Linked DNA regions of Homo sapiens: region 2 is linked to region 1. A link is a contact called in ENCODE Hi-C or POLR2A ChIA-PET data. All regions are on one chromosome and are shown on one strand. Each heading gives the region's core, a stretch centred on a gene start or an enhancer-like site at or near the end of the contact. The rest is flanking DNA. Distances are from core to core; before and after follow the strand shown.

The links. A loop is a pair of places that touch in the nucleus more often than their neighbours do. ChIA-PET counts read pairs that join two places held with the same protein, here RNA polymerase II (POLR2A). Pooled maps may share reads with other maps.
Region 2: a map of GM12878 shows a loop between it and region 1 (2.3-fold over the local background). The contact joins two enhancer-like sites. A Hi-C loop is called at or near these places in 4 of 168 maps with a recorded cell type or tissue (Caco-2, DLD1, GM12878 and 1 more), 7 of 37 single-sample maps with no recorded cell type and 3 of 50 pooled maps. POLR2A ChIA-PET finds 5 or more read pairs at or near these places in 1 of 52 experiments (WTC11).

Annotation. Positions count from the first base shown.
Region 1 is chr3:61,633,567-61,641,200 of GRCh38, forward strand. The region is part of intron 1 of PTPRG (protein tyrosine phosphatase receptor type G); the gene reads left to right. It overlaps LOC124909388 (a long non-coding RNA gene), which reads left to right. Exons shown (of 2, transcript XR_007095940.1): 2 at 1-1,267. Among named protein-coding and RNA genes, the nearest start is that of PTPRG, 76 kb to the left of the region's middle. Within about 2 kb of position 4,090, at least 16 of the 41 ENCODE cell types and tissues checked have a DNase peak (open chromatin) inside an H3K27ac peak, as active enhancers do.
Region 2 is chr3:61,717,679-61,725,482 of GRCh38, forward strand. The region is part of intron 1 of PTPRG (protein tyrosine phosphatase receptor type G); the gene reads left to right. Among named protein-coding and RNA genes, the nearest start is that of PTPRG, 160 kb to the left of the region's middle. Within about 2 kb of position 1,758, at least 2 of the 41 ENCODE cell types and tissues checked have a DNase peak (open chromatin) inside an H3K27ac peak, as active enhancers do.

The DNA.
Region 1 (7,634 bases), core at 2,840-5,339:
ATCTCTGATAGTATTTTTTGTGGATTCCTTAAGATTTTCTGTATACAAGATTATGTCATTTGCAAATAGAAATAGTTTTACTTATTCTTTTCCAATCTGGATGCCTTTTATTTCTTTTTCTTGCCTAATTGCTCTGGCTAGAACCTCAGTGTAGAAGTGAGGTGGCCTCCAAAATAGAAGTGGTGAGATCAGACATCTTTATCTTGTACCTTATCTTAGGAGGAAAAATATATAGTCTTTTACTATTGAGTATGATGTTAGCTGTGAGTTTCTAATAGATACCCTTTTTCAGGTTGAGGAAGTTCTCTGTTATTCCTAGTTTGTCGAGTGGTTTTTTTTTTTTGGTGTTGCTGTTTTGTTCTTTTTATGAAAGGGTCTCAGTCTGTCACCCAGGCTGGAGTGCAGTGGTGTGATCTCAGCTCACTGCAACCTCCACCTCCTGGGTTGAAGCGATTCTCATGCCTCAGTCTCCCAAGTAGCTGGGATTACAGCAGTGTGCCACCATGTCTGGCTAATTTTTTTTATTTTTAGTAGAGATGGGGTTTCGCCATATTGGCCAGGCTGTTCTTGAACGCCTGGCCTCAAGAGATCTGTGTGCCATATGATCTATATACATTAATTTCTTACTGAAGCAAAAATACCCAAAGTGCCAGGATTACAGGTGTGAGCCACCAAACTGCCTGTTTTTTGAGACAGAGTCTCCTACTGTCATCTGGGCTGGAGTGCAGTGGTGCGATCTCGGCTCACTGCAGCCTCCGCCTCCCAGGTTCAAGCGATTCTTCTTGCCTCAGCCTCCCAAGTAGCTGGGATACAGGTGCCTACCACCACGCCCGGCTAATTTTTTTGTATTTTTAGTAGAGACGGGGTTTCAGTATGTTGGCCAGGCTGGTCTCGAACTCCTGACCTCACGATCTGCCACTTTGACCTCCGAAAGTGTTGGGATTACAGGCGCGTGAGCCACCGTGCCCGGCTGTGTGTGTGTGTTTTTTTTTTAAACCATGAAGTTGTGTTGGATTTTATCAAATGCTTTTTCTGTGGAAACCTAAACTTTTAGGCTACAGTTCTTTTTAAAGCAGGTAGCAGGACAGAACTTCTTGACCACCACTCAGCAGAGGTTTGAAAGTTTCCCCTCTTCTCCTGTGAGGTCACTAAGCATTTGTTACAGAGTTAACCGAGAAGAATGCCTGTGCTTATCCTCTGGGAACAACTGTAATGATGGGATGTTTCTCTATAAGTCTGAGAAATAAACTGCTGGAATGTGATGCCATATCTGATATGCTGTGTTTGTTTTGCCAGTGTAATACTGTCACAACACTGTTGAGTGAGCTGATTTCAAGCTGTTGATATAGTTCAGACCTTGGCAGTTCTCTAATCTCCTTGACACTTCAGTGTTTGATTGCATTCGTTTGCCCTGCAAATAGTCGACAGTGTAAGTGATCTCAAAGTGAGAATATATCTAAAGTCTGTATTTGTAATAGACAAGGTTTGAAGGAAAGCTGAGACCTTGTTAAATTCACATATGGACTTCCTGAGCATGCAATAAAGACTTAACTTCTACTTGATGGAGCCTGTCAAACAGCCATATTACAGGCATGATTTGGTTGCATGGGACTTCTATTCTTAATGTTAAAATAAAATCCAATAAAATGAGTTGGCGAAAATCAAGCTGTCATGGAGTTGCTAAAAATCTTGTTCCAATGAAATGCTATGAGAAAGGCCTTATCATTATGCTGTTTAGTTTTTACCAATTACCCTATAAAGTATTAATTTATATATATATTATATATATAAATAATAATTATTATTAGAGACAGAGTCTCACTCTTATCACCCAGGTTGGAGTGCAGCGGCATGATCTCAGCTCACTGCAACCTTGGCCTCCCAGGTTCAAGTGATCCTCCTATCTCAGCTTTCTGAGTAGCTGGGACTATAGGCATGCACCACCACGCCTGGCTAATTTTTGTATTTTTTTGTAGAGGTGGGGTTTCACCATGTTACCTAGGCTGGTTTCAAACTCTTGAGCTCAAGCTTTGGCCTCCCAAAGTGCTGGGATTACACATGTGAGCCACTGCACTTAGCCTATATTATTAATACTATTATTATTGTTGACTTCTTTTTACAAAACAGAAAGCTTGAGTCTTAGGCTGATTGCTTCCCTAAGGCTTAGATGGCCTATGGATTTGATTCCAGGTAGCCTATCTCCACATTTTGTACTCTTGAACATTTTCTAATTTATTTACTAATTCCTCAGTCACGTAAATGTCATCCATGAAAAATATTAGAGTTTTGGTATCTCAGAGATGGTTCCTTAGAGCTCTCAGCCCTAAATGGAAACACATCTTTTTGATAGTGTGTTTTATTTTCCAAATCCCAAGAATCTGTGAAATTAGTAGTGTTCTTGACCAACAGTTAGATAGCCTCTGCTTGAATGCTTCTAATAACTGGAGAGCTCACCACTTCATGGTGACAACATTTTTCATTCTTGCATAAATTCTTCCTAAATTTGAGCTATCCTGAAGGTCAGTTTAGCTTTCCTATCGTCTAAAGTACTGTATATTGCTGTCTGAAAACACACAGACAACTAAATGCTCCAGTTGCTTTTTTTCCCTTTTGGTGACAGCTTTATTGAGATAGAATTCATATAGTATACAGTTTACTCATTTAAAGTATTTTGCATATATTCAAAGAGTTGTATAATGATCTTATTTTAGAACATTTTTATTATACCCGAAAGAAACCTTATACCCATTAGCAGTTACCTATTTTCGTTAAACACCTCCAGCCCTAAGCATCTACTAATTACTATCTTATAAATTCGCCTATTCTGGACATTTCATTTAATAGGTGGCCTTTTGTGTCTGACTTCTTTCACTTAGCAAAATATTTTCAAGGTTCATCTATCTTGTTGTATCAGTACTTTTTTTGTTGTATTTTTAGTAGAGACTGGGTTTCACCATGTTGGTCAGGCTGGTCTCGAACTCCCGGCCTCAAGTGATCTGCCTGCCTTGGCTTCCCAAAGTGCTGGGATTACAGGCGTGAGCCACCACGCCCAGCCTTGTTGTATCAATACTTCATTTATTTTATGGACAAATAAAAGTCCACTCTATGGATATACCACATTTTGTTTATACTCTCATTTCTTTATGGGTATTTGGGTAGTTTCCACTTTTGACTATCATGAATAGTGCTGATCTAAACATTTGTTTCAAATGCTTTTTTTTTGTATGAAACACTGCTCTGTCTGCTCCTGCACTGTGATGATTTTTTGATTAATCTCATGTAGTATTTTACTTGGTAAAATCTCATACTGTTGGTATTAGTCTGGTTCCGCCTTGCTGGAAGTTTGAAATTTTGATTCTTTGATTGATCATATGATTTGTTCATTTCAACCTTGGGTACTATGCCAATTGGTTAAATCTCCATTCTCTGTCCTCATCCATGTCAGTGATCAGTATACTGATTGCTGAGTGGTGTGGCCTCTCTGCCACATAGCTTATTGCTGTGGAGGAAAGAGAGTCTTCTCTTAGCCATTGTTCTGTGTGGAGTTGGCGGACTAACACATTTTTATATTCATATGCAATATTTTCAATTCTAAAAATCCTTATGTTTGTACCAGAACTAAGATGTCCTGGCATTATGGAATTATTCATGTCAGTTGCCTATCTCTGGTCAGGTAGTTAGTTGTGACATCCAGCAGCTCAGACTACAATTTGAATTCTGGCTCTTGTCCCACTTATTATCAGAATGACCTTTGGCAAATGACTTGAAGGTTAACTTGGGTAATTTTCTCATCTGGATAATGCGGATAGTAGAAGGACTTAACCTCATAAGGTTTTTGAGAGGACTGAGTGAAGCAGTCCCCACAATACACCATCATGTGCTGGGCATGTTGGTAAGGGCTGGATTTCAAGGATGAAAACAGAGGCCAGAGAACTTTCTGTGGCTTTCTGAATGTCAAAACTGAGACTGTGCAGATCAAGCAGAACGCTTTCTGTTCCTTCCAAGGCTTGTTCCCTTCAGGTTTCAGTTTCAGACGGAAGCGAAGTTGTTTGTGATGCCGGAGCACACACCTGCGGGAACTGTAGACTTCTTAGGAGTCCACCGGGGTTGCGTCGCATTGCTTCCACGCCTCTGTCCTCACCAGTGTTGCCAACTGTGGATTTGTGTGTGTGTGTTTATCGTTGTTGGCCATGCACCAGAAACAGAGATATCAGTCACATTTAAACTCTGCTGCCCAGGAAACTCCTGCCTACAAACCCAGCCCAGCCCTTTGAGAACCTCACCGACCAAGTGAGTGATATGTTGAGAGATGAGCATAGCCATCTTACCATTCATGTCTGTGAATTATTATTTATTCAGACTGGATCTCGTTAAGAGAACTGTGTGTAATCTTAGCATGATAATCGGATTCCACTTATCACTTGGAACTGTGACTCACTTTTGGAATTTTAAGGACGTAATTACAAAAAAAATTCTTGGTTATCTTTTAAAAAGGAGTCTGTTGTCCTTAGACTTGTTAACTCTTCAACTGCTGTTTTCCAAATCGTGGTACAAAGTTATTATTTGCAGGTATTCCCAAGTGGCCTTATAAAAACCAAAAAGGCTTCTTGCTAATTCTCTTCAGATGCTGATATAGAAATGACACTGATTTTTTTCTTTTTAGTATTTAAGAGCACCCACTAGAAGGATATTTAATATTTGTATGTAGTTTTTTTTTTCCTGTTATGTTAAGCAGAATTTCAGGACCTTGCTGTAGAGCAGCATCTCTCCATTTAAGTAATGTGTAGACCCCTTTTCAAAGGGGAAAGCACCTTGCAAGAACCCTGTGAATTGTACCAAACCCAACAAACATAAGGTAAACCTAAGGTTTACATGCAAGTCTCTTTTGATTGCCAGTTATCAGGGTTCTTGCCTGGCTTGTTGTTCATAAATGGGAATATTTTATTTTTAGATTATCATAGAATTGAAAAAAAAAATCTTCCCAAGTAGCTGGGACTACAGGCACACACCACCATGCCTGGCTAGTTTTTTTTTTTTTTTTTTTTTTTTTTTGGGGTAGAGGGATTTCCCTATGTTGAACAGGCTAGTCTTGAACTCCTAGCCTCAAGTGATCTGCCTGCCTTGACCTCCCAAAGTGCTGGGATTACAGGCGTGAGCCACCGTGCCCAGCCTTGCCATGCCTACTTTTTAATAAGGTTGTTTTTTGCTTGTTCAGTTGTTTAAATTCCTTATAGATTCTGGATATTAGATATTGGTCAGATGCATATTTGCAAATATTGTCTCCCATTCTGAAGGTTGTCTGTTTACTCTGCTGATATTTTTCTTTTGCTGTGCAGAGCCCTTTAGTTTAATTAGGTCCAGTTGTCTGTATTTGTTTTTATTGCAATTGCTTTTGAGGACTTAGTCATAAATTCTTTTCCAAGGCTGATGTTTATAATGGTGTTTCCTAGGTTTTCTTCTAGGATTCTTATAGTTCCTGATCTTACATTTAAATCTTTAATCCATCTTAATTTTCATATGTGGTGAAAGGGAGGTGTTCACTTTCATTCCGCTGCATATGGCTAGCCAGTTATCCCAGTATCATTAATTGAATAGATAATCCTTTCCCTATTGTTTATTTTTGTGGACTTTGTTGAAGATCAGATGGCTATCAATGTATGGCTTTATTTCTGGGTTCTCCATTCTGTTCCATTGGTGTATGTGTTGGTTTTTGTAATAGTACCATGCTGTTTTCGTCACTGTAGCCTTATAGCATAGTTTAAAATTAAGTAATGTGATGCATCTAACTGTGTTCTTTTTGCTTAAGATTGCTTTGGCTATTCGGGATCTTTTTTGGTTCCATATGAATTTTAGAATAGTTTTTGTTTTAATTTTGTGAAAAATGATATTGGTAGTTTGATAGGAATAGTGTTAAATCTGTACATTGCTTTGGGCAATATGGTTGTTTTAACGATATTGATTCTTCCAATCCATGAGCATGGGAGGTTTTTCCATTTGTTTGTGTCATTTGTGATTTTTTTCAGCAGTATTTCGTACTTCTTGTAGCAATCTTTCACCTGCTTGATTAGATGTATTCCTAGGTATTTTATTCTTTTTTGTGGCTATTGTAAATGTGATTGCGTTCTTGATTTGGCTGTCAGCTTGAACATTATTGGTCTATAGAAATGCTACTGGTTTTTATACATTAATTTTGTATCTCGAAACTTCATACTGAAGTTGTTTATCAGTTCCAGGAGCGTTTGTCTTTAGGGTTTTCTAGTTATACAGTCATATCAGTGAAGAGAGATAGTTTGACTTCTTTTCCTATTTGGATGCCTTTTCTTTCTTTCTCTTACCTGATTGTTCTGGCTAGGACTTTCAGTACTATATTGAATAGGAGTGTTGAAAGTGGGTGTCCCTGTCTTTTTCCTATTCTGTTTTTCATTCAATAAAAACTCAACACATACTAAGTATGGAGTGGTATATACCTTTGAAAGCATTACAGACACTACGTTTCTCTTTAACTGGGTTTGCATTCCACTGGAGACTTTCACTGCTTTGCCTCTTGCTTTAAACTCTTACCAGCCAGATATTTTCCTTTCTTGATCTACCCTCTTAAGAGTCCTGCCCATTGTCCATGATTGACAGCTTGGTTTCCTGATTGAGTGCTTTATGTGAACATGAAAATTCATAGCATCCTTAAGGGAGAAATGTAGTTGATGGGCAAAGAACAGACAACAATCAGTCTTTTCCCAAAATGAAAGCCGCCCTCTGGAGAGATCAGAGTAGGTCCTGGGGTATACACCTGGGGCCATTTCCAACACTAAAATGGGCTTTCTCTCCAGTGTATATGTGTTGATCCTCCTCCTCCTCCTCCTCTTCTTTCTCCTGATGAACACAACTTGTAGAACATAAACCAAGGATCAGGCTCTATACCAGGTGCTTTTTGCACATTACCATATTTAATCCCCGTAAGACCCCAAAAGGGAGGTACTCTTATCCCATTTAACAGATGAAGCAAATGTCTTAAAGGAAAGATGTTAGCTGTTTTAAAAGCCTTGTGGCTAGCAAGGGTCTGAGCTGTCTGATCAGAGTCTAATGGTTGCCATTAAGCAGTCTTCACCCTTTTCATGATGCAAAATGGACTTTCAGGTTTAAAGAAACGAAGTCTAACACAAACTGCAGTTATTTAAAAGGCAATGTAGTAATTTAATCAAGATCCACTTGCTTTTGGATATTTCACGTTTCTACTTCTGGTTTCTTCTTGGATCACTTTCTGAATATAATGGATCTGGAGTACAGGGCCACAGCCTTTAGAGTTTCTTTTCTCTTCCCTCAGTGTTTTAAGTGGGAAGGTGTTTGCCCATCAGAAGAGAAACTGTTGGATTGCATGGTGCCCCTTGCTGTTTGAGGTGCCTCTGAGGAACTTGGTGTGGAGATAGGAGGAGATCAGGAGAAGATTCTTCGAGCTTCGGCTAGAAGATGTCCAGGCAGGTTATCTTCTAACTACATGCAACTAGAGGCATATTTACAGAGAATAATCTGAAGCTTGACTCTTTGATCATCAACTCCTTGGAGTAGCCTGTTAGCTCTTAAATACTCTCAGTTCTAGTGAAACAAATAAAATTCCTACCTCCCCCTCCACCGTTCCTTCC
Region 2 (7,804 bases), core at 508-3,007, 82 kb after region 1:
CTTGGGAGGCTGAGGCAGGAGAATCATTTGAACCTGGGAGTTGCAGATTGCAGTGAGCTGAGTTTGAGCCACTGCACTCCAGCCTGGCGACAGAGCCAGACCCTGTCTTTAAAAATAAAAATAAAAATAAATACCAAAAGATTTGTGTTTTATTGTAGGTATTAGAACATATTAAGCTACTGTTTCACCCAGACATATAGCTTTGTAAAAACTAAGACTCGACTGGGTATGGTGGCTCACACCTATAATCCCAGCACTTTGGAGGCCAAGGTGGGTGGATCACTTGAGGTCAGGAGATTGAGACCAGCCTGGCCAACATGGTGAAACCCTGTCTCTACTAAAAATAAAAAAATTAGCCGGGCATGGTGGTGCGGGCACCTGTAGTCCCAGCTACTTGGGAGGCTGAGGCAGGAGAGTTGCTTGACTGGGTGGTGGAGGTTGCAGGGAGCCAAGATCATGCCACTGCACTGTAGCATGGGTGACTGAGCAAGACCCTGTCTAAAACAAAACAAAACAAAACAAAAAAACAAAAACCAAAAAAAAAAAAAAAACGCAGACTCAGAGAACCAAGACAGATTTGGAAACTTCATTCAGGGAAGAATTTGTTAGATCATTGACATTGCTTTAGTTTTAAAAATTCATTTTATATTCTTAGCTAATTTTCATTTTAACAAGCTGTGATGGTCCATAGAAATGAATGGAAAAATGCCAGGTTGATTGAAACTGTATGCTGGAGAAGGTGTGGATCCACTTTAACACATACTTGGCTTCAGCGGGTTAAAAGACTACACAATCATGTGACATTGTGACATTGTGATGTGACCATCCGTTAGTTTTAAAATCTGAGACTGTTTTATATTAGTTATGGGAGTGAGCAGAAAGCACAGAAGGAGGTTTTTGCCTGTGTCTCTGTTGCTTTGAAACAAAATCAGGAAAAACCGTATCTCCAAAAGCAGCCTGTGTGCCATCTTCTGTGCTACTGTAACTTAGTAACTTTTTTAAAGCAATTAGAAACCAGGGACTTGAAGTGGCCCAGAGACTCATAAGACAGGCTGATGATTTCGCTGGATAGAATTGGACTTTGCAGAAAGGTTTTGATAACCTTTTTGGCCTGGTGCCCTGCCCTCATCTAGTCCTTTCCCATTTGTAATAGAAGCATGAAGTTCAATGCTATTGACTTCCCAGGAGTCATTGAATTGCCACACACACAGTGAATTTGGAGTTTGGTTCTTAAGTTGAAAGGGGATAAACAATCGACATTGAATTTGTACCTCTTATAGCTTTGTTGACTTAATGGATTGTCCCCAACAATCCATCAAGAATGGTACATATACCAGCCATCACCTGGCTCACTAAAAGCCAGTAGAAATTCCCAAACCTCATTTTAGGCAAGGATTTCCACTTCTCCTCTTGTAAAAGCTTTCCCAAACAGCAAGGATTCCAGACATGAGACATTGTATTGCTTTGCCTGCTGTGAAACTGTACGATCTTACAATGGAGAGAGAAGAATGGCAATTGGATATGAATTGTAGAAATTTGGGAGAAGGAATTTGTTCGTTGACTTGTATTTTCTATGAAGATGTAATCGAGGAAAGGCCCTGGGCTTAATTTTTTTAATTAACAGAGAAGACTGCAGGTGTTCTCAAGTATTTATCAAGCCCCTGCGCCTTGGGCCTCTAACTGGGAGTTGTGGGGATGACTGGTGTCGAGGTCTTTTCTTGCTAAAGTGTGTGGGGAGTGCATACTCAGGGGATGTGCCCCTCCTCTCTGTCCTTTGTAGTGACTCTTGGCTCTCCCGGGTCTCCCCACTGCCAGTTTTCCTCTGTGATACAGCCTTCGGTGGTGTCTTTGTCAGCAGGCTTGGCAGTGGCAGAGAAAGGGAACAGGGAGAAGGTGGAATAAACCTAACTGGTGGCTGGCCCTTTCCTATTATGGTTCCTTACCCTCCCTTTTCCGTTTTCTCAATCCTTCATCCTGTTTCTTCCTCCCAGAAGTTATGTTAATCAATTCTGAAGTCTCTCTGAATTGAGGCCATGTGTGGTTGGGGTTTGGAAAAGCAGGGCTTACAGTTAGGTTGAGTCTGATCATCACTCACTCACTCTGCTCTAGCGACCCTGGACTTCTTGCTGTTCCTCACACTTCCCAGACACCCTTGTGCCTCACTGTTTTGTAATTGCTCTCCCCTTTCCTGGAACGTTCTTTTCTGAGACCCAACTTGCTCTTGACTGCTTCTGTGAGTCTTTGCTCAAATGTCACATTTTCCTAAGGCCTTTGCTGGCCGCTCTTGCTCACTTTACAGTGCAGTCCTGACTTGTCCTATGTCCTCTCCCTACTTTTTTTCTCCTGGGCACCATTTGTCATTCTATATGTTTTACTTTATCTTGTTCATTATTTATCCCTCCTCCGTCCTGCTTAGGGGGTAAACACCATGATGACAAGGGAATTTTTTTTTTTTTTGAGACACATTCTTGTTCTGTCCCCCAGGCTGGAGCTGGAGTGCAGTGGCAGGATCTTGGCTCACCACTGCCTCCACCTCCTGGGTTCAAGCAATTCTCCTGCCTCAGCCTCCCGAGTAGCTGGGATTACAGGCATGCACCACCACGTCCAGCTAATTTTTGTATTTTTAGGAGAGGTGGGGTTTCACCATGTTGACCAGTCTGCTTTTGAATTCCTGACTTCAAGTGATCCACCTGCCTCGGCCTCCCAAAGTGTGGGGATTACAGGTGTGAGCCACCACTCCCGGCCAACGGGAATTTTTAAACTCGTATTTAATTGTAACATGCATGTGGAAAAATGCATGCATTATAGTGAACCGCTCAATGAATAATCACAATATCTGAACACAGCCATGTAACCAACTCCCAGATGAAAAAACAGTATCACTCCCGAAGGTCTCCCCATGCTCCCCTCTTCCCACTTCAAGGGCTACTACCGTCCTGACTTCTGATATCATAGATGAGGTTTGGATGGCAAGAACTTCTGTCAGTTTATTTCACTGCTGTATGTGCAGGATATGGCAGGTGCAAAGTACACATTGATTGAGTACATTAAAATAATACTGGAAGAGAGACCTGTATTTCTGATGTAGCTAGATTTCTAAAGCTGACCTCCATTGATGGATTAATCCCCGCCAATGGAAAATGCAGTTAGAGGCTTTAGAAATATTATCCAGTGGCAAAACACTGGCCATTATAACTTAGACGATTAGATTTGTCACTTGTTTCTGCTGCGTTGGCCTTGATTATGTAAGTATTTTAGCTGTGATGTCTTTAAGTCCACTCTTCTTGCTTGTAATTTTAATTTATTGTCTGTTCTATTTGCTGGCACTTAATCAGACATCTCTCTGGTGATTGTCTTACAGGATTATTTAACTTCTTCTTGCCTTTCAACTGCATTGTAAATTTAACCAAGCATAATAAATTTGCACCAAATTTTACCCTTCAGTGTTGATTCTTCCCTAGCTGGAATTACTGTACATTTCTGTTTCTGGTCACTGGCCACTCTCTGGTACTACTTGAGAATTGATTACTGTTCCAGGTGGGTGACTACATTAGAATTGCAACCTGAACTATTTTAGCGCTTTAAGTAATATAGTATCATCAGTTTTGATTGTGCTGTTAACCATTTGATATTTGATGATGAGTTCAAGGATACAGTGGCTTCCTAGAAGTTTGGGTTACAGGTGCCTCCAGTAGAGATGTTTACAAACTCAAAGATGTACCATTCACTACAGAGACACTATGCAATTGAGTACAGTTATTGGGCCTTTATCCTGGAAGATGGTAGAGATGTGTCTAGAGAAGGGAGTACCTTTTCTAACTTGCACAAAGTCACATCAGCCAACTGATGGGGTTTGACCATCTGTAAGATGGAATATTATACAATAATTTAACAAGAAGAACATTATATTTTTGGATTAGCTTTGTGTCCTGTTTTTCATATTTAACACCATGTCCTGCATATTTTCCTAAGTCAAAAAGTTCCTGGAGAACTTTTTTTTCCCTTAAAATCCATAGAGGTCATCCCCTGGCTAGGGCTGCCATGTAAGCAAAATCCATGTGTCACCTGGGATGCTCTCGGTTCAAGTAAGGGAAGACCCAACTCAGAACAATGAGAAAATAAAGAAATAAGTTAGTATAAATACTGGAGATCCAGAAGTAGTGTATTTCCAGACAATCAGCGACCAGTGAACTTCACTGGAACCTCATATTGTTTCTGACTTTCTGCTCTGTCATCTGTGGATCAGATTTAGCTTTAGAGTGGTTCTCCTTAGTATGGCAAGATGCAGCAACATGAAGTGTTGCATCGAGACCAGGAGAAAAAGGAGTAGACCAATTCGGGCCCTTGAGCTTGTCTTAATCTGTGTTGTGCTGCTGTAACAGATTACCACAGACTGAGTAATTTATAAGGCACAGAAATTTATTGTCTTATGGTTTTGGAGGCTGGGAAGTCAAAGATGGAGGGGCTGGCGTCTGGTGAGGGCTTTCTTGCTCTGTCCTTCCATAGCGAAAGGTGGAAGAGCAAAGAGAGAGGGCAAAACAAATACACACACACACACACACACACATGCACAAAAGAGGGCCAAACTAGTCTGTTTATAATGAACTCTCTCCCTTCATAATCCATTCATGAGGCTGATGCCCCCGTGGGCCAAATACGTTCATTAGGCTCTACCTCTCAACACCACTGCATTAGGGATCAAGTTTCTAAAAGCTGAACTTTGGGGGATACATTCAAATTATAGCAAAGTTTGCAGTTGAGCTGAAGGGAAATTTGGACACTAAATTGATTTTGATGTAGCAGAGGAAGCAGTCTGGATAAGGGTGGGGATCAGATACAGGATGGGGCATCCAGCCCACTTGCTAGAATTAGAATTGGGCTTTTGGAACTCTGTTTATGCATAAGTCTTCCTGCAAGGCTTATATTTAAAGCAACTATATAAAATATGAAAGTCAGTATCAAATTTCTAGTCCTGTTTTCCTTTAATTTCAGTACTATAACTTCAAAGTGAAATTGTAATTTTTGTTAGGAAATGAGTAACGGTGAATTTTATGTTATGTCTGTTTATTTTGGTTAAATTTTTAAACTGCCTTTTAAAATTTTCCTTCAGACGGGGTGTACTATCTGGCACACAGGATGCCTAATACATAGTTATTCAATCATGGAAATGTATTTTCTGTTCTTAAGAACTTTATAAAGGTGCCAACTGATGTTGGAGTTCTGAAAGTAATGTTTTAATTTGAATGATTTGAGAGATACAAGTGGAACTTAAAAAATTATTTGTCGAGTGGGTTTCTCGGGGTGAGCAGAGGTCGATGATAAATTTAGAGGAGTTGGTTTTGTGACCCAACCCTAGGTTAGAACTATGCAGTATTCAGTCTAAGTCAAATATTTAGGACTATTCTGATTTCCTGTCTCCTTTATTTTCAAGAAATGTCTTTGTTGTAGAATTCATATAATCCATCCTTTAATTGGTACATTGTTCAAAGGCCTGGTAATGTGTGGTAATAAACTTTTGTTTTATTTCCCAGTATTTTATTGGATGATTGACAGGAAGTTACAGATTTAAAGTCATGGTGACTTTTCTATTTTTTTTTCTTTTTACTGTCACAACAGCATTAATTTTCATGGCCTGATGATCTGTTGAGATATCTTTCTAAGAAGTTGCTAAGTTTTATCTGCCCTCATCTTCCTCCATCCCTCCCCCTTGGTATTACCATTATAAATAGGATACATGTGCACATTTTTGGTGAAACAAGAAAAGGGAAACCCCCATGGTTTCATTGTCTTTAAATATATATTTTCTCATGTTACGAGGTCCTTGTTTCTATCAAAAAGGGTTGGATAGAAAGTAAAAATGATGGCTACTGTTAGATTATCTTTAGAAGAGATATATATTATTAAAAATACCATTAACTTTTAATTTTGAAATAATTGTAGATTCACAGGAAGGTGCCAAGATAGTACAGAGCGGTCCCATATACCCCCTTTTTTTGTTTTCTCTAGTGGTTCCATCTTACAGGATTACAGTACAATATCAAAACCAGGAGTTTGATATTGGCACAATATATGTTTGTAGGTCGTGGACATTTTATCTCATATATGGTGTAACCACTGCTGAAGTCCAGATACTGGATGATTCCCATGTCACAAAGATTTCCCTCATTCTACCCCTTTATAATTGCAAACATCCTTTCCTCTACTATCTCCAAATGGTGGCATCCACTAATCTGTCTTACATCTCTCTCATTTCGTCATTTTGAGAATATTGGGCTGGGCCCTGTGGCTCATGCCTATAATCCCAGCACTTTGGGAGGCTGAGGCGGGTGGATCACTTGAGGTCAAGAGTTTGAGACCAGTCTGACCAATATGGTGAAACCTTGTCTCTACTAAAAATACGAAAATTAGCCTGGGTGTGGCAGTTGGCGTCTGTAACCCCAGCTACTTGGGAGGCTGAGGCACTGGAGGGGGAGGTTGCAGTGAGCTGAGATCATGCCACTGTACTCCAGCCTGGGTGACAGAGTGAGACTCCCATCTCCAAAAAAAAAAAAAAGTAGTTATATACATAGAATCATATAATATGTATATAGTGTGTGACTTTCATAGTGCCCCTGATCTCCATCCAAGTCATTGTGTGCACCAATAGTTTGCTTGGCCTTATTGTAAAGTAGTATTCTGTGGCATGGATGCACCACAGTTGGTTTAATCTTTCACCTTTTGAGGGAGATTTTGGTTGTTTTCACTTCCTAGCTGCTACAAAGTCAAATATTAACAGTGCGTACACGTTTTTGGATGATCATAAGTTTTCACTTCCCTGGGATAGTCACCCCAGAATACAGTTGCTGGGGTGTATGGTAAATGTATATTTAAGTTTTTTTTACTGCCAGGCTCTTCCAGAGTACCTTTCCCACTCTACACTCCCACCAGCAATGCATAAGAGATCCAGTTTTTTTGCATCCACCCCAGCAGCTTTTGGTATTACCACTATTTTTTTATTTTAGCGATTCTGATAGGTATGCAGTTATATCTCAGTGTGGTCCCAATTTTCATTTTCCTGGTGGCTAATGATACCGAATATCCTTTCATGTGCTCATTTGCTGTCCTGTCTTTGTGTCTTTTGCCCACTTTCTTATTGGATTTCTTTTTACTGTTGAGTTTTGAGAGTTCTACACACACTCTAGATAGTAGATATTTGCAAACCCCATCAGATATGTGGTTTGCAAATATTTTTTATCAGTATAGAGCCTGTTCCCACGTCCTCTCACCAAGGCTCTTTATAGCACAAACATTCTTACTTTGAATGAAATCGAATTGATTGATTTCTTCTCTCTGGCCGATGCTTTGGTTGTCATATCTGAAAACTCTTCACCAAGCACCAGGTACAGAAGATTTTCTCTTCTCCTTTTTTACCACTTACGAGTTTCATACTTTACATTTAAATGTACAATCCATTTTGAGTTAATTTTTGTGTAAGTTGTGAGATTTACGTTGAGATACGCTTTTTTTTGGGACAGAATCTTGCTCTGTCACCCAGGCTGGAGTACAGTGGCGTGATCTGGGCTCACTGCAACCTCCACCTCCTGAGTTCAAGTGATTTCTGGCTAATTTTTGTATTTTTAGTAGAGACAGGATTTTCACCATGTTGGCCAGGCTGATCTGGAGCTCCTGACCTCAAGCGATCTACCTACCTCAGCCTCCCAAAGTGTGAGATACACTTTGTATTTTATTTTTTAAATTTTTTGCCTGTGGATGTCCAATTGCTCCAGCACCATTTGTTGAAAAGACTATCCTTCCTCCATTGAAC